Linked DNA regions of Homo sapiens: regions 1 and 2 are each linked to region 3. Evidence: chromatin loops called from intact Hi-C (ENCODE). Cell type or tissue: gastrocnemius medialis. All regions are shown on one strand. Links, peaks and the distances in the headings refer to the core of each region. The heading gives the core; the rest is flanking DNA.

Region 1 (8,038 bases), core at 1,790-4,289, 150 kb after region 3:
AAATTGTATGTTGAGGTTGCTAAGATCTACGGTAAAAACAGGACTTCTATCTGTATAATTGTGAAGGAGGAAAAAGAAATGTGTGCACAGTATATACAGGTTTCAGTCATCCACTGGGGGTCTTGGAACATATCTTCTGAGGATTATGGGGGAGTACTGTAATAAGTGCATGATGTGTTTCAGCTACTCTGCTAGGTGTGGTCCCTCATTTAATCCTCCCAATGGACTTAGAAAGGAGGTGGTGCAGTTATTATTCCCATGTTACAGAAAACCAGGGCTTCTGACATGCCTGAGCTAGGTCCCAGCCTCTCCCATACAGCTTCAGGAAGTCATTGGGACCCAGGGAGAATTGAACTGGGCTGGAAGGGAAGAATCAGGAAACTCAGCCTTGATGGGTTAAATTGGAGCAATGCCTCTAACTGGATAGTCAGATTGATTTCCAAGATTTGTTAGGGCTGTGATTCCTCAGCTGGGCTGGACATAATCTTGCATCTCAGTCTTCATGTGCCTGGCTGGTGACTGTGAGGATTTAGAATTTCTGGGCCTGAGCTGGCAGTGGTCTCCCAGAGCCAGGAGTTGGGGTAGCACTGATGAGTCGATAATTAGGACACTTCTTTCAGCTGAAGATAAAGTCCAGAGCCTCAGTCCAGCCATTATCCTGCCAACCCTAATAGAGCCAGATTGATGGATACGGCAAGGAGGGAATTGGGAACATTCTTGTGCACACTATATCACACTCGATAACCGCCCATGCACAATGTAGGACTCATACGCCATAACAAAATCCATTTTGAAACAGCTCTGGGTGCGTCAGCCAGCTGCAAAGCATCTAAAGTATCCCTGACATTTGGGCTTTGGGAGAATGCGGTGAATGGAGAGCAAATGCGCATGCACACACACAAGCCAAGAGAACTCTATCGTAAGGAAAACAGATGCTAGCATCACAACCCACCGTACATCTTATACTGTATTTTTGCAAACACACTAATCCTTCTTGTTAGACAAGAACAGAAACCCCCGAAATGCTTTCCATATGTCCCATTGTCTTCCTGGCCCTTTAATTCTATCTCAAAACCCCCCAACTTAGCAACCTTCATATTCATGCTAAACATATTACATCAGTTCTAACATTGATATGTTTAATATGAATACAATTAAAGTTGCTTCATTATAATCCCGTTAAGATAAACAGCATTGCTATTATTATAAACATTCCTACAAGGCCTCTTGTAAAATATTATCAATACTAATAGAAATTTCCCCCACCCCACATACTTGGACTAAACAATGCCACTGCCTTCCTACTAGTAACAAATATGTCCAATGATTTAAACATCGGTGCATCCAATGTAAACACCATTATAGCTAATGTAAAACAGTTGCCCGGCCCAGCAAATCCTCCACCAGAAAGTTGCTGAAGAAAAAGAACAGTTTCCTCGGCAAGAATGCGTTACAGCCTGCTGGTGACATTTGCAATAGATTACTTAAGCCTATAAAGAAATGAAAATTGCAGGCCCAGTTTGAGCCAGAAATGATGAAATTGGAGAGCACAGGCTAAGTACAGTGTGGCACAGACTGGCTGCTGCCCAGGGTCTGCAAGCCCTGCGTGGGTTGGAGTGCACCTTGTTGAGTCTGTGCATGCACGGCCTCTGACACATCATGTCCTTTCAGTATTGCATTCAGTTCAGTGTTGATTCGGTATTGCATTCAGAGGCCTGCATTCAGTACATGGCCTCCACACGGGTAGGCATGAAGCTGAAGACTGACCTTTTCACAGCTGGAGTGCTCACCAAAGCTGTGTGAGTGTGAACACGTGGGTGCATTTCTCCCTATAATGACCATGCCTGGTGATATGGTTTGGCTGTGTCCCCATCCAAATCTCATCTTGAACTGTAGCTTCCATAATCCCCACATGTCATGGGAGGGACCCAGTGGGAGGTAATTGAATCATGGGGGTGGGTTTTTTCCCATGCTGTTCTCATGATAGTGAATAAGTCTCATGAGATCTGATGTTTTTATAAAGGGCAGTTCCTCTGCACATGCTGTCTTGCCTGCCGCCATGTCAGACATGCCTTTTCTCTTCCTTTGCCTTCCGCCATGATTGTGAGGCCTCCCCAGCCATGTGGAACTGTGAATTCATTAGACCTCTTTTTCTTTATTGATTACCCAGTCTCGGGTATTTCTTCATAGCAGTATGAAAATGAACTAATACCCCTGGGCAGCGTGGCAAAGAACAATGCCACGCTTTGTTCTTTGATTCTGTGTTCAGTATGAGGATTCTGCCTCATACTGTGGTGATCTTTCTCCTTCAGATTACAGAGAAGGCCAGGGTTTTAGGGAGGACACCTGCTAGACCCTTCTGCAGAGTCAAAGCAGGATTATCTTTTATTCATCTGATGTTTATCTCACCTGGTGCCTCTAAAATCAGCACACAACAAGCCTCGGCCATGTTCACATCAAGCTCTTGTTTCATTCTTGCCTCTCTCTCCCTTTCTATCCACTTCCATGATTTATTGGCTCCTCACCTGTTGTTTACATCTCTTATTTCTGGAAACTTCTTGGATGTGGTTCCAATGATTCTATTCTTACTCACTTTTTTAAAATAAATCACTCAACCCCACTCCTGCAAAATACCCAAATTCATCAAGCTCTGGCTTCAGGGACCTCTGAAAGGTGATCCCAGTAAGAAGCATTTGAAAACTTTCACCCTCTCTCACTCAGTTGCAGACATCCTCAATGTGACACTGTGAATCAGTGGTCCTGACTTCTCATTGCCCCTCAAGGGGTCTCCCCAGAAAATTTCCAGAGGGCAGTCTTACCCTTTGGGGCTAAGCTCTGTGACATCTATGACATTGTCGCCAGAATTATAAGTTTCTGTCCTGATACAGAGAAAGGAAAATAACATTTTCTAATTATTTCTACTTAAAATATTTTAATCTAAATTAACCACCTCTGCCTTAAACAATTTTTAAGGAAATGTAAGTAATGTTTTCCATTGATGACAGAACTTGTCTACAATCAAGCAATTCTCATTTTCTTGGTGTGACTGTGAGAACAAGAATCGGTATGTGTCCTTCAAAAATATCACTCCTAGGCTGGGCGCAGTGGCTCACGCCTACAATCCCAGCACTTTGGGAGGCTGAGGGGGGCAGATCACTTGAGGTCAGGGGTTCGAGACCAGCCTGGCCAACATGGTGAAACCCCATCTCTACTAAAAATAGAAAAATTAGCCAGACATGGTGGCGCACACCTGTAATCCCAGCTACTCAGGAGGCTGAGGCAGGAGAATCGCTTGAACCCAGGGGGCAGAGGTTGCAGTGAGCTGAGATTGTGCCATTGCACTCCAGCCTGGGTGACAGAGACTCTGCCTAAAAAAAAAAAATAGATAAATAAATAAGTAAATATCACTCCTGCACATGTACCCTGGAACTTTAAAAATAAAAATTAAAAAAAAATCACACATTGGGAAGTTCATCTGGCACTTAGAGTTCAGTGATGTTCAGGGTTCCAGTTTTGGTACTATTAACATTTAGGGCCAGATACTTTGTTGTAGGGGACTATCCTTCACAATGTATGAGATTTATTTATTTTTGAGACAGGGTTTCACTCCGTTGTCCAGGCTCGAGTGCAGTGGCGCTATCTCGCTATCTCGGCTCACTGCAACTTCTGCCTCCTGGGGTCAAGCAATTCTCCTGCCTCACCCTCCTGAGTAGCTGGGACTACAGACACACACCACCATGCCTAGCTAATTTTTCTATTTTTTTGTAGAGACAGGGTTTCGCCATGTTGCCCAGGCTGGTCTTGAACTCCTGAGCTCAAGCAATCCACCTGCCTCTGCCTCTCAAAGTGCTGGGATTACAGACGTGAGCCACTGCGCCCGGCCTACAACGTATGTTATTTAGCTTAATACCTGGCCTCTACCTATTAAATGTCAGTAGCACCTGCAACTCACCCCCCAACCCTGACGTTATAAAAATCATAGATATCTGCCGACATGGTCAAATGTCCCCTGAGGAAGCAAAATCTTACCTCTTCCCCACAGCTGAGAACCACTGAGCAATTTGCATGAATCAAAGCATCTAACAAATGAGTGAAGACAAATTGAGATGTAAATTCTTTTTCCCTTGCTTACTGCCTATGTGGTCTTATTAGGCAAGAAACTTAGTTTATCTGAGCCTCAGTTTCCTTATCTGTACAGTGGGATTGATAATATCTATGTAACAGGGGTTGTAGGAAACCACCTAGGTTTTATGTATGTAAATTCATGATGTCAAATTTATGGCAGCTGTGATTCTCACTGGGGCCCCCTCATTAGGCACCTCCTCCTTGAATGAGCCTATGGCAGCCCAGAGCATAAACAGGGTGTTCTCATTTCCCCAGAGTCTAGAAAGATGGGGAGTTGGAATTCCATTCCAGCTAAACATCATGTTTTTAATGCTGGGCAACTCTTTCCTAATAAAATCCAAAACCACGTAAACACCAGTATAGTTTTCAATTTGTAGTCAGATTAGACGCCAGGAGCGTTTGGTTCAATTTTATTTTATTTTATTTTTTAAGTGATATCTTTACAGTGGATTTGAAAGCAAGCTTTACAGTGGATTTGAAAGCAAGCTGCCTCTCTGGAGAAGTGTAAGTTTTGGAAAGCAAGTTTCCCTGGAATGTTTCAGCTTTAATCAGGGTAGATGGAAGAAAAAAATAAAAAGGTGGTTAAGCCACATGACAGAATATCTGGACCTCGATTCATCAGCTCATTTAGGAAGCTCTCTATGGAGCAAAATATGCACAGAAAGGAGGCTTTGTGTCATTCTAAAAGCTATTTTATGTCCTTGGAAAGGCAGGTGTGTGTTAATATTTATACTCTTCGAGTGTTCTGTTTTAAGTGTCACATACTGCAAATGTATCTCCAAAGTCACTCCAGGAAAAAAAAAAAGTCATTTTATTGGGGAACGGGGCATAGTTCCCCAATTCCCACATCCTCATTGTCTGTGAAGCTCACAATTTGTATCGTTCTATCACTGTGGTTACCAATAGCAGAGAGCTCCTACTTCGCATCCATTGAGCATTCCTGTTGAACCCTGGGGATCCAGGGATAAATGGTGAAGTTTCCTACCCCTGGGGGCCACAGCCTGGCGGGGTGGGTGGGAGAACAGACTCCCTAGAGAGCCTGAGCCTGCTCTTTCTCTTTTCTGTGACAAGGAATTAAGTCTCAAGGGGTGGCTTGGGGTGAAATTGTTCTTTTTCTCTCTGAAGTTCTGGGAAGAGCTGAGCTCTGAGCTCCACTGGAGCGCAGGGATCAAGGTACAGAGGTTCCTGTCACAGGGCCAAACCCGAGGCCAAACTCTGTGTGTGTGTGTGTGTGTGTGTGTGTGTGTGTGTGTGTGTGTGACGGACAGTACATTTTTAGATGGTGGAGAATCTGAAAAGGGAGTGCAGGGAGAGCTAATGGGGGTGCCTGGCTCCGAGCCATTGTCACTGCCCAGGGAAAGGGGCTGGCTACAGGGCAGCCTGAGGGGAATAGGCCATGTCCTGTCCCAGGCTGGGCTCATGAGAAGTGATGAGACACCCAGCAGGGCCTTGGCTTCCCCTGTGAGCTCTCCTTCCGACCATTGTCAAGCATGCCCGTGATCACTCCACAGACATCTCTTGGGCACTATTGTGTTTGGACTCAAGGATCTCCCCCAACAACCCCCATGCCCAGCCATCTTCTCCTCTCATTTTGACTAAAGTTGCCCAGGCCTTCAGTTCCTCTAATTCCAATGGCTATCATCATGCAGATAACTCCCTCATCTTTCTATCCAGCCAAGACCTCTTCATGGAGCAGCAAGCTGATAGATCCACCAGCCTCCTGGGAATCTCTTCTTGGAAGCCCCTTGGGTACCTTCATCTGCTGCCCCAACTGGGAAGCCCCCCCTGAATCCAGCAGACACTGGCTCCTTCCACTTCCCATCATGCTGGGCACCACCCTATAGCATCGAACAGGTTGTCCTGTGGTTGTTCTGTGCCCATCTCCACAGTGCCATGTCAAGGCTTGGTGAAGTAGGTGCTCAGTGAATTCATCTAGGACCAAGTGTCTTCATCAATTAGGGCTCTGAGAAGAGCAGTGCCATGAAGAGGGCATCTCAAACTTGCAAATGAGTACATGTCAGAGTGTGATTTTAGCAAATTTGTAAAATTAAAGTTGTCACATGGGAACTCTGACAACCTCCAGCTGCTTTTCTGTGACAAGGAGATGAGTGAAAATGTGACCTGCATCCCCTCCTTCTTCCCCTTTCTTTCCAAATACCACTGTGGGTGCACAGTGCCATGGTAGTGGGCTTGCCAAGGGGTGGTGGGCTGAGGGAAGGGCAGGGCCTCTCTGATTACACATTCATTATGGCTTAACCACCTCTGCACTTTCCTGCAGAACTTAATACAAATCAGAGAGACCAAGGTGGTGGGCGAGCATCCTTGCGGCTTGGAAGGCATAGCATCTTCTGCTATGGTGACAGAGAAAGGATGTTAAGGCAACAAGGATGGGATCATAAAGTGAAAACAGCCTGGGGGCAGTGGCTCACACTTTTTGTCCCAGCTACTCAGGAGGCTGAGGCTGGAGGATGCTTGAGCCCTGGAGTTTGAGGTTACAGTGAACTAAGATCGCAACAATGCATCCCAGCCTGGGTGACAGAATATAAAGTGAAGACAGATATTCCCAAGCCAAGAGGAGTAGTCTGCCCATGCCTCACAGCAGGAAAGGGAAGGTGGATTGATTTACTGAGATTCCCAGGGGAACAGGCAGGGAGATAGACAGCAAGTGGCAGCAATGTGCCGGCAATACCTGCTAACTGTGTGGGAGCAAGTTGTGGAACATACTAGCAGGACAAAAGAAGAGATCTTATAAACTAGGCCTTGGCAGAACATCCAGAGAGATTATTTGGAGATACTTAGTATTTCCACTTGAACTTAACTCCAACCAAGAAGGATGGGGATCAGCACTTACAAAGCAGAATTGTGTAAGGTGGTTGCTCTCCTGGGTTTGCTTTTCCTCAGCGCCATCCCCTGCAAGTAATTGTGAGTAGGGCAAAACCTCTTTGTAACAATCTTAGGTGTGGAGGTGGAGAAGAGGCTCTAACTACACCTGGGAAGACAGAAGCAACGTTGTCATGAGGAAGGTTGGATTCACACTGTGGAATGAAAACTAAATACGTTTGTCTAGAACAAACAGACCTATATAGCACTTGCTACTTGCCAAGAACTCTCCCAAGTGCTTTATAGATATTAACTTAATCTTCAAAACGTCTCTATGAGATATGAATATTATGTCCTCATTTTGCAGATGAGGAAACTGAGGCACAGAGCATTTGATTTTACATAGCTCATGAGTGGCAGAGGTGGCCTCTGAACCCAGGAAATCTGCCCGAGAATCCATGCAGCTAGTCACTGCATTGTGCTTCTTCTTGCACGTGATAGACATATGTGCATCATTTTTAAAATGAGGTTTAAATACTGTTTTCCAAATTCTTCCTCAGTAAGGGATGGATAAAAAGTCTTAACCAGGTAAGCCTAGATGTTTAGAATTTATACAGGTTGCATGCAAGTTTTCCTTCTTTGTTGCACAAAGCTGGTTGGCCCTCCTCTGTGAGCCTCATCATTCTTATTATATTGTGTGTACACTGCCTTTGTGTTAGGATCTTTATTATTAACTTTAGCAAATTGGCAGCTTTACTAATGCATCTGCTCACAATTCACTCCAAATACTAGAACGGTTATAAATAGCATTTTCCTGAGTCCATTCAGACTTCTTTAACAAAAGACCATAACTATGTGGCTTGTAAACAACAGAAATTTATTTCTGATAGTTCTGGAGGCTGGGAAGTCCAAGATCAAGACACCAACAGATTGGGTGTCTGGTGAGGACCCGTTTCCTTGTCATCTTCTCTCTGTGTCCCCATGTCCTCACACAGTAGAAGGGGTGAGGGATCACACTGGAGATTCTTTTATAATGGAACTGCTCCCATTCATGAGGGCTCCACCCTCATCACCTAATCGCCTCCCAAAGGCC
Region 2 (8,038 bases), core at 2,164-4,663, 64 kb before region 3:
AAGAAGGGAGAAATTTTCAAATGAGATTTGTTCAGAGTTCTGGCAAACATGCTGGAATGTGTGCTTTTAAATTACAGAGACTGCTCTTTGGAAATAAGGGACCCAGTGAATAAGTTCACAGGGTGAGCAAAAATAAAGCAGCATTATGATCGCCCCTTATTGAATCCAGCTTATTGGATGTCCTTTGAGAACATGTGTGATTTTATATGAGGAATAAATGTTTAGAAGTGGAATTTCTGTGTCAAGTAATACAGTATATTTTAATGTTGATAGATGTGGTCAAATTGCCCTCCAAATAATTTGTTCTTATTAACACTTTCCCAGGGGTGGATGAAAGTGGCTCCCGTTGACACCTTTTCATTTTAGTCTTTGCTACTCTACCAGATTTTTTTTTTAAAAAGATATTTCTTATATATATATTTATATATAATATATTCCATATATATGTGTATATTTCATTATGAGGGAAGTTAAAACATTTCTATTTCTTTTTCTGTGAACACCATTGCTAATGTCATTTGCCCATTCCTTTTTTTTCCTTTTGAGTTGTTGAGTTTTTTCTTTGTAATTTGTAAGAACTCTTTATATAAAAGGCATTAGTCCTTGCTCTATCACATATGTTACAAATGTTTGTCAATGTGTGCTATTGGCCTTTGATGAAAGTTATTGCACACTAACAGATTTTTAGATGTGTATGGATCCTACTGTCTAGAACGAATGCAAGTTTACTCTAGAGTGCACCTGAATTAACAGCTGGCTTTTTTCCTTTTGTATATTCATAATCAACAGGCACTGAAAGCCTAAGTAACGTCACGGGAGGTGAGGGATGGCCCTTGAGATCAAGAGGTTGGAAACCGCTAGTCTAGGCTGTACTGGACCTACCTAAACTGTGCCCAGAGCTAAGCCCAGCCCTCCTGGGTTGAAGCTCCAGCACTGATGTCTCTCATGGAGTCAGAAGTCATTAACTTACTAATTCCATATAAAACACAGCAATAGCATTTCAAGGTGGAGCCAACCAAAATGGAAGCGGAATGGCTCTCTTCCTCTCTCCCTTCTCCCTCTGCATCCCCTTCCCTTCCTCCTTTGTTTACCTCCTAAAGGGGAGAGTAAGGCAGAGAAGAAAACAAAGGGTAAGGAGAAAGGGAAGGCTCCCCATTGTGGAGAATTAAGACAACTCTCTTGCTTGGGGCTCCAGGACCCTCTCATCTGGCCACCCCTTCCTCTTCTCTGTCCCCAACATCCTGCCTCATTGTTACACCAGCCTCCTAGCTACACTCTTCCCAGGCACCCTCTGGCCTTGCCACCAGCTGCTTTCTCTGCTGAGAACTTGCTTCCCCTTCCCTGCTTTGTGGACTCTGACATTTCAAATGTCACTTCCTCTAGGAAGCTTTCCCTGGCCAGGCTGACTGAAGTGTTCCCTCCCAGGGCTCCTGTCTTTTTTACAGCACTTCTGATAGTTATATTAGAGGTGTGTGTCTCTCCCACTAACCAGGGAGGTCCTTGAAGGTACATTTGCCTGATTCATCTCTGGTTCTGCCCCAGCACCAGAGCAGCTTAGTCAATGTTCATTGAACAAAGCCCTATTTAAAGAGCAAAAGTGTGTGTTGGCAAGGCGTCCTGACAGTGCTGCTGGGACAATATCCTTCCCTGGAGGGACAGAGCACCCCAGCCAGCTTTCCCCCAGGTCGCTGTCCCCCTCCTCAAGTCCTAAGCTAGAGCCTGGCAACCCTGACTGAGTCCTGTGGATTCACATGGGAGTAATGCCTCGATGTGCAGAGGTCAACCACTGACCTCTATTGGAAGCCCCGCTCCCCATACTGGTGCCAGAGAAGAAGCAGACAAAAATTCAGAGTCACCACCTATGGAATCTCATCCCTGAGGAAAGTTCACTTAGAACAGTGGTCACTTAAACTTTGGTCACTATCAGAATCACCTAGGGAACTCTGGAAAAACAACAAGGCCCAGGCCTAATCCTACTTCAGAGAGAAGTTTGAGAACCACTGGTTTAGACAACGGTGACTCATCCAATTTCTTCAGCTACTGTGATCTGCTTATGCTTCTTCTTACAGGAGTGCTGATCCTAAAGGGTTGTGGGGCTCCTGCCTTTCCTTCCCCTCACACCTTTCCCCACTAGGTTTTAAGCAGAGTTAAGTTCACATACGAATTTGTCGTTATCCACGACAACGTTTATTTGTGCCCAACATGTATGTGTGGAATGAATACACACAGGAACAAACAAGATACTTCAGTTAGGAAGCATGTACAGCCTTCTGCTTGGAGCAACAGACCCGACACTAAGAGGGATGGAAGACAGGGTCCTGCCCTTGGGGACTGGGGATTCTGGCATCACAGTCCTGCTGTCGATCGCATGTCCCTCAGAGCTTCAGTTTCTTCAGCTCTTAAGAAGGAATAATAACGATAACAATACTATCTAGCTGCATGGCTTGGTGTGAGGATTATATAAAATAATGAGAGTGAAAGTGTTTTCTAAGCAAACTCATGAACATAAGATACCGTCACAAAGAAAAATCAATCTTACGAATAATTACAAATAAACAAATTTTGTTAAACTCTCCCTAGCCTGCACATGTTAAGATATTGAGGCCAGGTGCGGTGGCTCACGTCTGTAACCCCAGCACTTTGGGAGGCCAAGGTGGGCGGATCACGAGGTCAGGAGTTCGAGACCATCCTGGCCAATATGGTAAAACCCCGTCTCTACTAAAAATACAAAATTAGCTGGGTGTGGTGGTGGGCGCCTGTAATCTCAGCTACTCTGGAGGCTGAGGCAGGAGAATCGCTTGAACCTGGGAGGTGGAAGTTGCAGTGAGCCCAGACCGCACCATTGCACTCCAGTCTGGGCAATAAGAGCGTGACTTGGTCTCAAAAAAAAGAAAAAAAAAAAAAAGAAATTGAGCTGTTCATTTTTTCTTTAGTTTCTAAGCTCTTGCAGAGATGTGGCAAGTCACTGGTGGTTTCCTTTGGAGAGGACTTTGTTGCAAAGCCTTCTCTCCTTGCCTTGTGGTCAGCTCCATTTGCCTTCTGCCCATTCAGAGCCGTCGCAGATGCTGGTGGGCTATCCTTTGTCTCTGAGAGGCATTGAGAAGACTATACTCAAAATTTCTGATGTGCTTGCCATTTGCAAAGCATCACTTCCCTTTTAAGAGAAGAAGTTATTCTTTATCAAGAAAAAAAAATGCTTACACTTTGGATGGTTTGCACAGAAGCAGACCACATATTTTCTCAGAAATATGCAGAAATGAATGCCAGGTAAAGTTCTTGGCTTGTAAAAAATAGGATTAACCTTTGACATTTATTAATCTTTCTTAGTTTCCTGAGAACCTTCGCATCTATTTTCTCATCATTTTCTCACATTCACCCTTCAAAGTTGTTTGTGATGTTACCTGTATTTCACAGATATGAAAAGTGAGCCTCCAAAAGGAGGTAAGGAAGGCCCTCACAGGGTCTCCCAGCTAAGATGGTAGGATCACCCTTCCAAATGGGCAGAGGAAACGTTTAGGATGCTTGGGGAACCCAGCCCACTCACAGGCCAACAGCTAGAACATTTCAAGAGTGAGTCTCACCTGTTTTTTGTAAGTGAGCGCTGCAGTTGTCACTCCTCGAGGGTTGCTGAGAACACCCATCACATCTGTCAGTGTGGCTCCCATTACAGCTCAAAAGGAAGGGCCTATTATGGGGTTGTTAGTCATGCATGTATGTGTTGCTCTCTGTAATCAGCTGAATAAGAACCTCAGCCAAGAACACAGCTTTCCTCACCAGCCTTTAATGCCTGTAAAATGTGGAGAGAATTTTTCCTTGGTTGGAGTCCCTGTTCACCACAGCACCTCCTTGTCATCTGAATTTACAGCGTTTTCTTCTAGAAGGCCAATGCCTTCGCATTCAGGTCACCTGATGATCTGATTCCACTTCTTTTATTCCACATTTTCAACAAGTCCCCTTGTCTTGATGTCTGAGCTTCTCTTCCTGTAGAAGTAAAGCCCCATAGAGTCATTTCCCAAAGATCTATAAGTGTCTCCCTCTTCCAACTTCACATTGATTCTTAGTCTGGATCTTCTCCTTTAGTCCGCTGGAGAGGGACAAAGGGCAGCTGTACCAGAAAGATTTCCTGGCCTCCAATTTTTTACCCATCATCAATTTGCTCACATTATTCCCTCTCTTGGAATGTCTTCCTCTCTTTCCTTTGTTAAGTACATGTCTAGTAATTTCTTGAGGCTCAATTCCTATTCCATCTCTTCCATGTAGCCTTTTCTGATATCCCTACTAACAATAAATACTCTCTTCTTTGTACCTGCATGAGATTTTTGTTTTTTTTTTTTTTTGAGATGGAGTCTTACTCTGTCACCCAGGCTGGAGTGCATTGGTGCAGTCTCCACTCACTGCAACCTCAGCCTCCCCAGTTCAAGCGATTCTCCTGCCTTAGCCTCCATAGTAGCTGGGATTACAGGCACCCGCCACCACAACTGGCTAATTTTTGTATTTTTAGTAGAGATGGGGTCTTGCCATGTTGGCCAGGCTGGTCTTGAATTCCTGACCTCAAGTGATCTGCCCGTCTCGGGCTCCCAAAGTGCTGGGATTACAGGCATGTGCCACCACCATGTCCGGCCCCTGCATGAGTTTTTATATCTGTCATTCATCCTCATGTTTATTGTTTTACCAATCACTTTTTGAGCATAAAGTATATATCAAAATATATATTAAGCTGTGCTAATTCCAGGGAGGTCATACAGGTATTGGGAAATGAATGATGTATACAAACATATCTAAGACATTATCCTTACTTTTACACTATATTTATTTAAAAATTTTTTTCACAATAATAAATTAACTTTAGCTTACTGTGATATTTTTACTTTATGCACTTCTAATTTTTAAAAAAGTTTTTGACTCTTGTAATAACACTTAGCATAAAACACAAACATACTGTACAGTTGTATAAAAATATTTTCTTTATATTCTTATTCTATACATTTTTTCCTATTTTTAACATTTTAATTCTTATTCTATTTTAAAAGCTTTTTCATTAAAAACTAAGACACAAACACACACATTGGCCTAGGCCTACACAGGGTCAGGATCATCAATATCACTGTCTTTCACCTCGCCATCTTGTCCCACTGGAAGGTCTTCAGAGGCAGTAACATGCATGGAACTATCATCTCCTGTGATAGCAATGACTTTTTCTGGAATACCTTCTGAAGGATCTGCCTGAGGCTGTTTTACAGTTAATTTTTTAAATAAGATGGAGTGCACTCTAAAATAATCATAGAACATGTAGTATTATATATACCAGTAACACAGTCATTTATTATCATTGTCAGGTATTAGGTCAAGTACATAATTTTACGTGCTATCCTTTTATGCCACTGGCAGCACAGTAGGTTTTTTTACACCAGCATCACTGTAAACACTTGAGTAATGCATTGTACTAAGATGTTACAACAGCAACAGTGTTACTAGATCTAGTAGGAAATTTTCAGCTCCATTATAATCTTATGGGACCACCATTGTACATTTGGTTTCTTGACTAAAATGTTATGTGACAAATGACTGTATTCCTCATGGACTGTTATGCTAAATGGGACCTGTCCAGTCCTAATTTGCAGAGCAAAATTTCAGGGGCTGAGTAGACCTGGAATCCATGCCACCTCTAAGGCAGCCTGAGGTGGAGAGATGCAAGATGTGTCTGATATAAGAAAGCCCACATTGTGTTTAAGGCAAGCTAAGGCTGTGTCTCTGAGAGGATGAGGCTGAGCATCAAGATCAAAGGCAAATGTCAGCTCTCAAATGGGAAGACACATAGTGAGGAGAATGTGGAGATGCAATAGGCAGGGTGGAGTGCAGTACCAGGATAAGTGAGCCCAAGATATTAGGAGCCAAGGAGAAGACCAGGGGAGAGGTGATTAGGCTCCTGGTACGTGGTACCCGCTGGGTGGTGTAGAAAGTTAAAAACGGCTTGTTGCTCAGTTATCTTGCAAGCAGTTCCAGGTTTTTATTTGCTTCTGAAATTCTTTCTTTCTTTCTTTCTTTTTTTTTTTTTTTTTTTTTTTTTTGAGACAGAGTCTTTCTCTGTTGCCCAGGCTGGAGTGCAATGGCACTATCTTGGCTCACTGCAATTGCCACCTCCTGGGTTCAGGCAATTATCCTGCCTCTCCGTCCCAAGTAGCTGGGATTACAGGTGCCTGCCACCACGCCTGGCTAATTTTTGTATTTGAAATTATTTCTTGACAAAACTAGTACAAGTAATCTACAGATCTAGTCCAACTTGATCTCTAGGTATGTTCCAGATCCATTAATTTAACCTGTCCATTTGAATGCAGTGGTATTATTTTTAATTTTTTCTAAAAAGCAGTAGAACTATTTTTTTAAACAAAAATCTTATCTGCAATCCAACATAGAAATCAAGAGGACATAGTATAAACTTTCAACAATCAGTAGAGAACACTTCATTGTTTGCAGAACTTCTAAAGGTCTCAAGGGAATCCTAGAATCCTGTAGAGCTCCCTGGCCAAGAATTCTGTAGAAATGGCAGGCCAAGAAGCCAAGGTCAGTTCTCAGTTGAGAACTTGAAGGCTTCAATTTAAAAGCCAAGTGCCTGAAGATGAGATATTGCCATTCTTCCTGGGAACCCATCAAACCTGGAGGATTTTTTTAAAAAACATTTAGCCCATTGCTGAATGGGAATCAAGGCAATTCTGGATTATTTCTTCAGAAAAAATAAAGAACTTTAAGTTTTGTGTTTCCCTTTTCAGTCTTTTCACATCAACCAGTATCTTAACTGCAACATGCAATGTTTACCCCCGTGCTATAGAGTGTCTGACAATGAAACATGATCACCATGGAGATCATGAGCTTCATTGTTCATTGTGTTGTGAGCACAACTGATAAGGCAGGAAAACTCATTTGTCTGCAGAATGACTTACTTTGTGAAGGATGCTCACTGAAGGAACCAGAAAAGTAAACCAACAATGGAAGAGGACCCATTCGCCTAGTTAGGGACTTCCAAGAAGTCTCTTCACAGTGCTGGGGCAACAGCAACACTTGGGTCCTTTAGGCTGCATTCACCAGCTTACCCAGAATATTTGAAAATAAGAGAAAAGAGAAAGAGCACACCGTTTCTCCTGGAGGATCCATACAGAGCTGATTTTTCCTTGTTCTATTGTTGAAAGCTCACATGGATGTGGAGAAAAACTAGCAATATTATTTCTGTGCTATGCATTGGGTAGACATCAGACAAATAAAAGTCTTTCTGACTTTCAGTGTGGAGTGGTTTTGGATTCAAGATCCATGTGTTCCAGACTTTGACTCCAGTATAGATCCTCCTTTGCTAGGTGACCTTGAGTTGGTAACATGAGTTCCCTATATCTCAGTTTCCTGCTATGTAAAGTGAGGGTTCCTTTAGCTATCAAAAAAGTGACATGGGTAGGATAATACTGTTTCATCAAAGTCTTCCCAATTTGTTAGAGAAATACATAGCACTCAAAGTACTTAATTCTCCCTAGTTGTGGGATGGGAGGCTTAAAATAGAAAAAGAGACTTAACTTCAATCTTGAGCCATAAATGCCAGTTTGATAATTGAATAAAGAGAATAAATAACATTTTCAGACAAAAGGATCAGCATGTGTAGAGCGCATAGAGCTGAGAAACAAAAAAATCACAATAGATTCTAGGATCTATTGCAGTTGAGAAAGGTTGAAATGTGGGGAGCATGTGATGGATAGACAGAAGAAGGAGAGACGAGATCAGAGACTGTGTAAGCTTATTAAGCGTTTTGGTATTTATCTTGACAACCCTGACATATTGTTGAAGGTTTTTAAACAAGAAAATTAAATGGGCCCTTAGTCATGTTAGAAAAACCACTTCGGCAGTAATGTCAAACAGAGCTTGCAAACTATGGCTTATGGGCCAAATCCATCCTGCTCTCGTTTTTGTAAATAAAATTTGATTAGAACACAGTCACACATTGATTTATATGTCTATGTCTGCTTTTGCACCTTAGTGGCAGAGTTGCTTAGTTGCAACA
Region 3 (8,038 bases), core at 3,590-6,089:
ACCAGCAGGCCTCATCTTATTTCTCTTCATAAAGGAGAAGGAAGCTAAGATAAAGTGTATAAACTTCAGGCTCCAAGAGGGTGCTGAGCAGAGGGGATGCTCCATTTCTTCCCAGCTCAGGACACCCATGTGGTGTGGGAAAGACATCTCTGTAATCCAGGGAAACAGCCAGGGGTGGAGCCAAAAATTAAAGTGGGCAGGAGAACTTGTGGGTAGTTGGAGAGAAGGGAGAAGATGTCCAGAACTTGGCTTGAATCTCTCCCATGTGCCAGCTTTTGAGTGTGGAGTTTTACTTATAATCTTTCATGAGTCTTCAAAACCATCTCATGACTCCTCAAAACCATCTCATGAGGAAAGGATTACAGTTGACCTTTGAACCACATGGGTTCGAGCTGCGCACATCCCTCTGCCCACACTTGTATGTGAATTTTCTTCTGTCTCTGCCACCAAGAGACAGCAAGACTAACCCCTCCTCTTCCTCCTCCCTTCTCAGCCTACTCAATGTGAAGACAATAAGGATGAAGACCTGTAAGATGCTCCACTTCCACTCAGTCAATAGTCAATATATTTTGTTTTCCTTATGATTTTCTTAATAATGTTTTCTTTTCTCTTGCTTATTTTACCGCAAGAATATCGTATTTAATACATATAAAATACAAAATATGTTTTAATTGGCTGTTTATGTTATTGGTAAGGCTTCTGGTCAACAGTGGGCTATTAGTAGTTACGTTTTTGGGGAGTCAAAAATTATACAGATTTTTGACTGGTGCCCCTAACACCTATGTTGTTCAACGGTCAATGATCTTTTAGATAGTGCTCACCGTGAAAGGAAAATAAATCTTGGCACCCCAAACTCACCAAGCCGAAGGCAAAAGTTAAGCTGGGAACTGGGTCATGCAAACCTGCCTCCAAGTTTTGTTCCTAAATAAGATGGATACAAAGATGAAAAGCTACATAAAGATGAAAAGCTACAAGGAAATTCCCGGTGGGCCCCAAGATCTTTACCCTAAAGCATTTCTGTTAAAGCTCAACACGGCAATTTATTAATAAATAGATAGTTTATCTTCACAGGTGTGGCAACACAGGATAGAACTATAAGTCATCCCTCTACCCACCTGAAACCAGTGCATATCTGATTGTTTCCTCTGCCCTATTGCCTAGGTTATCTTACATAAAAATGCAGATTCACTGAGCCAGACTAAGGCATGAATGACTGTTTTCCCCTCCCTGCCTCTCACATGAAAATTGTGTATTTCTCAATTTCCCACCCTTTCTTCTTTAAATATTGAAGACCTCAAAATCATCTTTGGAGAAAGGCATAGACCTATCTCTTGAGTATCTTTTTTTTTTCTTTTGGAGACGGAGCCTTCCTCTGTCGCCCAGGCTGGAGTGCAGTGGCATGATCTTGGCTCACTGCAATCTCCACCTCCCTGGTTCCAGTGATTCTCCTGCCTCAGCCTCCCAAGTAGTTGGGATTACAGGCGTCCACCACCATGCCTGGCTAATTTTTATAGTTTTAGTAGAAACGGGGTTTCACCATGTTGACCTGGCTGGCTTGGAACTCCTGATCTCAGGTGATCCGCCCGCCTCAGCCTCCCAAAGTGCTGGGATTACAGGCATGAGCCACCGCGCCCAGCCTGGGTATCCTTAACTTAGGCAAATAAACCCCTAAAATGACTGAGACTTGTCTCAGTCACTTTCCTTGATTGACATCACTCACACATGAGGTGATTGAAAATCTAAAGGTTTAAGTGATTTTCTACCTGAAAATGTAAAAAAAGGGGTTACATTCAGAGCTGTCTGACTCGAAGCTGCTTGTTTCTAATTCTCCGTGGCTCCCTTGTGTGCCCTTGGTGATGGATGAATTAATCCAACCAATTCTTTCTTTGATTCTACTGCATGGAGACACAAAGATAGAGAAGGCCTGCTGGTGACTGACAGTGTTTGTGTGCTGGGAATGGAGAGTTGTGGAAGATGGATAGGTAAACAGATTTTCCTTACAAGGTGCCAGCCATAAGCAAAACAGGATGTGGGAGCACTGGGTGGAAACACAGAGCAACTTAGCCTGGGATGTTGTTGAAGCCTTCATGGAGGAAGTGATGATGATGTGGGTCCTTTCAGGAAGCTTAATGATGAGCCAAGCACCATGCTGGGCAAAGTGCTCTCCCAGGCTAGTGAGGAAAATGAGGGAATGAGAAAGGAGGATGAGGAGGGCTTTGAGGGTGATGAGTCAGATGCAGGCACAGCCTTGGTAGTGGGTTTTAGTCCGTGCTCTGAGATGCCCAGTTTTTCATGAGAAAGAAAAGCATGTATGCCCACCCAGAAGAATGATTGTTAAGACAGGCTAAGAATATTGAGAGCAGAATGCACAGCCAACGCAAACTTGGCTGTATGCTCTTCTTTCTATGGGGATTTCTCTCCCTTTCTCTGCCTGTCATTCAGTGAGCAGAACAGAAATGTGTTCAGGCACAGGAGGAGGATGAACTGCACACCAATTGAAGGGAACAGTATGGGGTAGAGCAGAGTAGCACAAAACAGCATGCACATTGTGAGTTTGTGTAAGTTAGCTTTTGCTGTATAACAAACCAACTCAAAGCTTAGTGACTTAACCAATATTTATCATTTTTTAGAATGATTTTTTGGGTTGAGTGAGTGATTCTCATGGTCTAAGTGAGCTTAGTTGTTGCTGGAAGTTGTGGATGGTGTTACCCACATGTTTGGGGTCAGCTGAGATCTCTTTCCACATGGGCCTTATCCTCAAGGAGTCTAGCTAAGGTTAGTAAACATAGTGGCTGGAGGGGCTTGCAGAAAGAAAGAGCTTTCAAGCTTTTGCTTGCTTCACATTTGCTAATGGTCCCATTGGCCAAAGACAGTTTCATGGCCTACTGAGATTCAAGGGGCAGAGAAATATGTTCCACTTCTTAATATAAGGAGCCGCAACTCACACTACAGGTATGGGAAGGATTTACGGGTGGGAAATCCAGTGTTCTTGCTGCATATGGTGATGGTAGAGAAGAGGAAACCAAAGAAACAAAGGCACATCCTGATGGGCCTTGAATGCCAAGTGAAGGGCTTCAACTTTATTTTGTAAGCATTGAGGGTTCCTGAAAAGATTTAAGCAGGCCAGCTTTGGATTTAAAAAGCCCATTCCAGTGGCTATAAGAAGGTTGGATTGGAAAAAGGTAAAATTCAAGGAAAAGGACCCATTAGGCCATCCATATTTCAGGAACAGGGGGTCAAGGCCTGAACCAAGACTGTCACTGAGCTCTTTGAAAGCAGGGCCATAAGTTCCTCATGTTTTTAGCCCATGTGTAGCACAGTGCCTGGTCTCGAGTTGGCATTCACCAAATGCTCAAATGAATGTTATACGGAGAGCAGAGTGTGGACTGCCAGATGGTTTGGAGGTCAGATGACCAGGGCTTTCCTGATAGTCAACAACAGGAAGAAGAACGAGATGGGTGTGAGTGTTCAGAAATTTGTTCGTGTCAGCTGAGGAGGTGAAGGCTGGGTGCAGAGTCAGAAGCCAGTTACAAGGACTTGAGATGCACATCTCTCTGTCCATCCTCTGTCATCTCCTTCATGTCAAGGACACTCTCTGACATGAACTTGGGCAACTCTCTTCGTTCACCAGGGCCTCTGTTTCCAAATTCTTTAAAACAGAGATGGTAACTCCAGGACCCTGGCAATGCCAGTAATATACTCTGAAGAGAAACTATGAGAGAACCCCACTTAAAGGGTGGACATCACTGGTGCTCTCTCATTAAGGTTGAGCATTATTGGACAAACCTACCCACATGAAGGTCAGGCTGGGAGGACTGGAGCAGGTTCTTTTTTTTTAGTGAAGAAATTTTCCATTGGGAGCTTCATGGAAATGATGCTTAATGCCTTTACCACTCTGCCTTTCCAAAGGATGTTAGTCTCCCTCGTGAGAGAATCTATGTAATGTACTGGTGACGTAGGCATCATCAAGGCCTATTATGTCCATTTCCCAGATGACGGACATCCCATTGGAGATGGCAGTGATTGGCAGAAAAATTACAGGCAAAGGCTAGGTCAGAACTCTGAAGCCTGAATTCTGCCCTGAAGGTCATGGCTCTTCTCCAGCAGTAGCTCCAATACAGGCTTCTCAAGTTTACCCAACTCTAGCGCTAACCAGCTCTTCAGAGTCCTTTCTCTCCAATAGTCATCTTTGTGTAAAGAGCCAAAAAGCAAATGTTCCAATTAATGAAAAGGCTCTTCTATAATAGGATTTGTATGAGATCAAAAGGGTTTCTAACTGGGACAGACCTGCAAGCTTGGAGTGCTGTGCTTTTCCAGCATGTGCTGTAATTAATACATACACTGAACATTACATATAATCTGCATATTATTGACCCAATGCACAATTCATATGGTAATGCCATTAATTGCATATTACCTAGGCGGCTTAATGAACATTACATAGGTTTTTAATGGATGTAGTTACTATAATTGAGTTCAATTATATCCCTGCCATGCATATGAGGTCAATAGACTAGCTCGACCCCACAGGGTCTGGGAGAAAGGAAACAGGTGTTTGTAGTGAGGGCAATTTGTGAGCTGGAGCAGAGAGAAGGGAGAGGCCAAGGGCCAGAGATGACTTGCTTGGCTGGGCCCTTTTTAGGGCCCGGATAGTGGTACACAAAGCTGGGTAAACAGCAGGCAGTCTATGCACAAAGGCAGGATCTCCTGCTTGCCCCTCTGCTGTGGGTTTGGAACAGGGCACCAGACTGGAGCCCTGAAGCCAGCCACGCCCACGCTGTAACAGGACACTTTCTTCTACGCTGACCCAAAGCCAATGGGCAGTTGCATCACTTCCTCTGGCAGAGTGGAGGCCACATGATTCTAGCATCTGGGCTTGCCAGGGATGCAGGGGAGCCCTGCCTGTCCATGATGCTGGCGCAGAAGGCCCTGAGCCTGGTGTTGCTTCTTTTCTCCAAATTCTATGTCTGGAGTGGAAGAGGCAAAGCTGCTGCTCCCATATTCTGGGTGCTCACACCCTCTAAAAGAGATAACCCCATGTGGACAGAGAACTAGGGAGTGAAGAGGCATCAGAGTTCCTCATACTTCCCTTCCTAAAAAAGAGAAAGGTGACTCAGAGATGACAAACACCTGCCATAAACTAGGCACTGCTGATGTTACCTACTTTACCCTCCACTGGATTTCTCCCATTTGGTTAAAGTGATACTAAATCTTCAGAGAGGTTAGAAATTTTCCCAAGGACACACACACACACACACACACACATACACATGCACACACAACACAACACAACACAACACACACAGAACTTGTTGAAGGTGGGGTCAGAATTTGAACTCAGGTCAGTCTCACCCCAAAGTTTACAGCACCCAATTACTCCAGGCTGCTTTGTTGCAACTTTGCTGTGTTCCTAGTTTTGAAGGCCACTCCAGAAGGGGTAAAATAATGATGAAAAGGAAAGTTTGATGCAGATATCAGGATAGAAAGAAAAGAAGAAAATGAATGATTTTTTTTAAAATCACAGAGAGAGAATTTGATTTTTCCAGTAACCTTCTTGCAAAGTATACATTTGCATGTCTCTTTTTCTGCCTGTCTTTCCACTCTCATTGACCGCTGATTTGCTAAGTTGGGCTGGCCAGGAATACACTTTCTATTTAGAAAGCAAATGCGGCCAGATTTGGGCCCCGGCCTAGGAGCTGACTCACTTTTGCTGGGATGACACATTCACTGCGCATGTTTCACAATTTTCAGAAACACCAGATTTATTTCTGTCAATACCCAGAGCCCCACTTCGCTGTCCACCTAAGGCCACACACTGAGGCGTTGCTATTTTTTTCCCTGGGGCCTAAATGGATGGGAAGACTTCCCATGCCTGAAACATCACCCTCATTTGTAAGGAGAGAAAGTCTGGCCAAGAATTGCAGTGTTTTTAACCAGAATTTGGCTGGCTTTCAATAGCTTTATGCCAAAGCTGTACCAGCCAGAGAGATGGCTGTGAGTGTGTGTGTGTGTGTGTGTGTGGAGGCGGGGGGGGGGGGGGTGAGGCTTGAAAACAAGGCAAAAAAGGAAGGAAAAAAAAACACGCAGACAGCAGAGAGGAAAGGAGAGAATAGGAGAGAATGAGGGTTGATTAAGTTTGGCAAGGAAGAAAAGAGAAGGAAGAGAGGGAGTTTAAAAAGAGAAAGGCAGCAAGAGAAATAACAAAGGAAGAATCAGGAGAGAGAAGGAGAGATTAACTTACTTTAACTAATCAACTACTATGAGAATGCCAAGCATTGTTGGGGATGCTTCTGCACACCACCTCATCTAATTCTCACAACCACCTTGTGGGTACACATAATGAAGCTTCATTGTTATTAATAAAGAAGTAGGGGGCTCAGGAAGTTGGAACCCTTTGCCCTGAGGCTATACTGATAATACAGGGCAGAGGGATTTGGACCTCCCATCTCTGACTTTTAAAAGCTTGGAGGACTCTGCTTGCCATCAGGGAGCTTCATGGGAGGCCCTGTGATCTGGATGGTCCGTGACAGTCTCCTCTAAGGGGGTTGTTTACACACTTAGACACTAAGAGCTTAAGACTTGAAGGGACTGCTACATATACAAAGCTCTGGATTCAGAGCTATCTGGAAACTTTCTCCAGGGTAAATAAAAACAACCACTTCAACAATGTTGCCAATGAATCTCTCTCCAAAAAAGAAAAGGAAAGGAAAAGGGAAAGTGATGCTATTTTTTCCCCCTCCAAAGTAAAGGTTACAACAACATTTTCTTTGAGCTGATGTGAGAGCAGCCAGCAGACATTTCTTTGGTAACCATCTCCATGTGTCTGTGTGGAAAGTACCTTGCAGTGACTAAGCGTTCGTTGAGGTGATTCACTTGTCACTGCGCTTGGGGACTTTGGACTAGTCCTGGCAGCTGCAAAGTTATTTTCATCGGCTTCTGACCCAGGCCCTCCCTGCAGGGCACAGGTGCCTGAGAATGTACCCCTGTCTCTGCTCACAAGGTGAGCAAGGGGGGCTGGAAGACAAGCTCTCTCTGGACTCCTGGCAAGACTTCTAGAAAGTCCTAGCTGCTAATTTCCTTGGCAGCCTAGGAGTCAAGGGTCTGAGGCAGCACTCAGGGCTTGAAATGAAATGAAGCTCATTTACTGAGCATCTAGGATATGCCAGAAGTTTTCTCTTCATTTGTCTCATTCTTCCTCACAGTAATCCAAATAAATGTTTTCTTTTGTCATTGAAACGGAGACCCTAACAGAGCAAGAGGCCTGACCTTCACACCTATGTAACCCAAGGTCACAGAAATGCTGAGGGGCCATGTGACTCCAGTGAAGCAGGAGTATCCATCCAGCCACAGAGATGGGACCTGTCCAAATGGGACCTGTCTGTTCCAAAGGTTATTCTGCTTGGTAAGTCTGTTTAGATTGCAATATTTTATTAAAATTATATACACATAGAAAAGGGCACCTAGAAGTATACAGGTTGATAAATGTTCACAACCTGAATAGAGCCTATAATTAACACCCAAATCAAAAAGCAGAACATTCCCTCTGGTCACCTGTCTCCAAGATGACTGCCATCAGTTCATTTCCTCCAAGTATATTAATGTCCTTTTCCTGGAGAAGTGGAATTCTTCCTCTTTTCCCCTTGAATTTGGACTGGCTTTAATGACTTCTTTGACCATAGAATGAAGCGGAAATGTTGCTAGGGCTAGATCATAAAAAACCTTGCAGCTTCTCCCTGGGTCTCTTGGAAACCCTCTCCAGGAGCTCTGAAATACTACATAAGAGGTCCAGCTACTCTGAGACTGCCATGTTGGAGAGGCCACATATAGGCACTCCTGTTGACAGTTCCAGTGGAACCCAGACTTCTGGTGATCCCTGACAAAGCAGGAAATTTGTTAGGAGAGTTTTCTTGGACCCTGCAAAGCAGCCCATTTGCCAGCTAAAGACCACTGAGTGACCCCTGTCAAAACCACATGGAGCAAAAGAATCACCCACCTGAGCCCTGACCAAACTTCTGACCCACAAAATCATGAGATATAA

The links. A loop is a pair of places that touch in the nucleus more often than their neighbours do. Peaks named below come from ENCODE experiments on the same cell type or tissue, not always from the same donor. Only the 100,000 strongest peaks of a DNase experiment are listed, where the experiment ranks them.
Region 1: a loop joins it to region 3, with 3 times the contacts of the local background. A loop is called at or near these places in 3 of 110 quality-filtered maps.
Region 2: a loop joins it to region 3, with 5 times the contacts of the local background. A loop is called at or near these places in 5 of 110 quality-filtered maps.

What each region holds. Positions count from the first base shown.
Region 1 is chr9:107,894,228-107,902,265 of GRCh38, forward strand. No RefSeq gene overlaps it. Among named protein-coding and RNA genes, the nearest start is that of KLF4, 410 kb to the left of the region's middle. In gastrocnemius medialis, for the core only: no CTCF peak of the experiment used is centred there; no DNase peak of the experiment used is centred there; H3K27ac peaks cover 228 bases.
Region 2 is chr9:107,682,419-107,690,456 of GRCh38, forward strand. No RefSeq gene overlaps it. Among named protein-coding and RNA genes, the nearest start is that of KLF4, 200 kb to the left of the region's middle. In gastrocnemius medialis, for the core only: no CTCF peak of the experiment used is centred there; a DNase peak (open chromatin) is centred at 3,623; H3K27ac peaks cover 834 bases.
Region 3 is chr9:107,745,150-107,753,187 of GRCh38, forward strand. It overlaps LOC105376208 (a long non-coding RNA gene), which reads left to right. Exons shown (of 7, transcript XR_930229.2): 2 at 7,242-7,402. Among named protein-coding and RNA genes, the nearest start is that of KLF4, 260 kb to the left of the region's middle. RefSeq lists enhancers at 6,003-6,730, 6,772-6,871. In gastrocnemius medialis, for the core only: no CTCF peak of the experiment used is centred there; DNase peaks (open chromatin) are centred at 4,822 and 5,692; H3K4me3 peaks cover 382 bases; H3K27ac peaks cover 2,382 bases.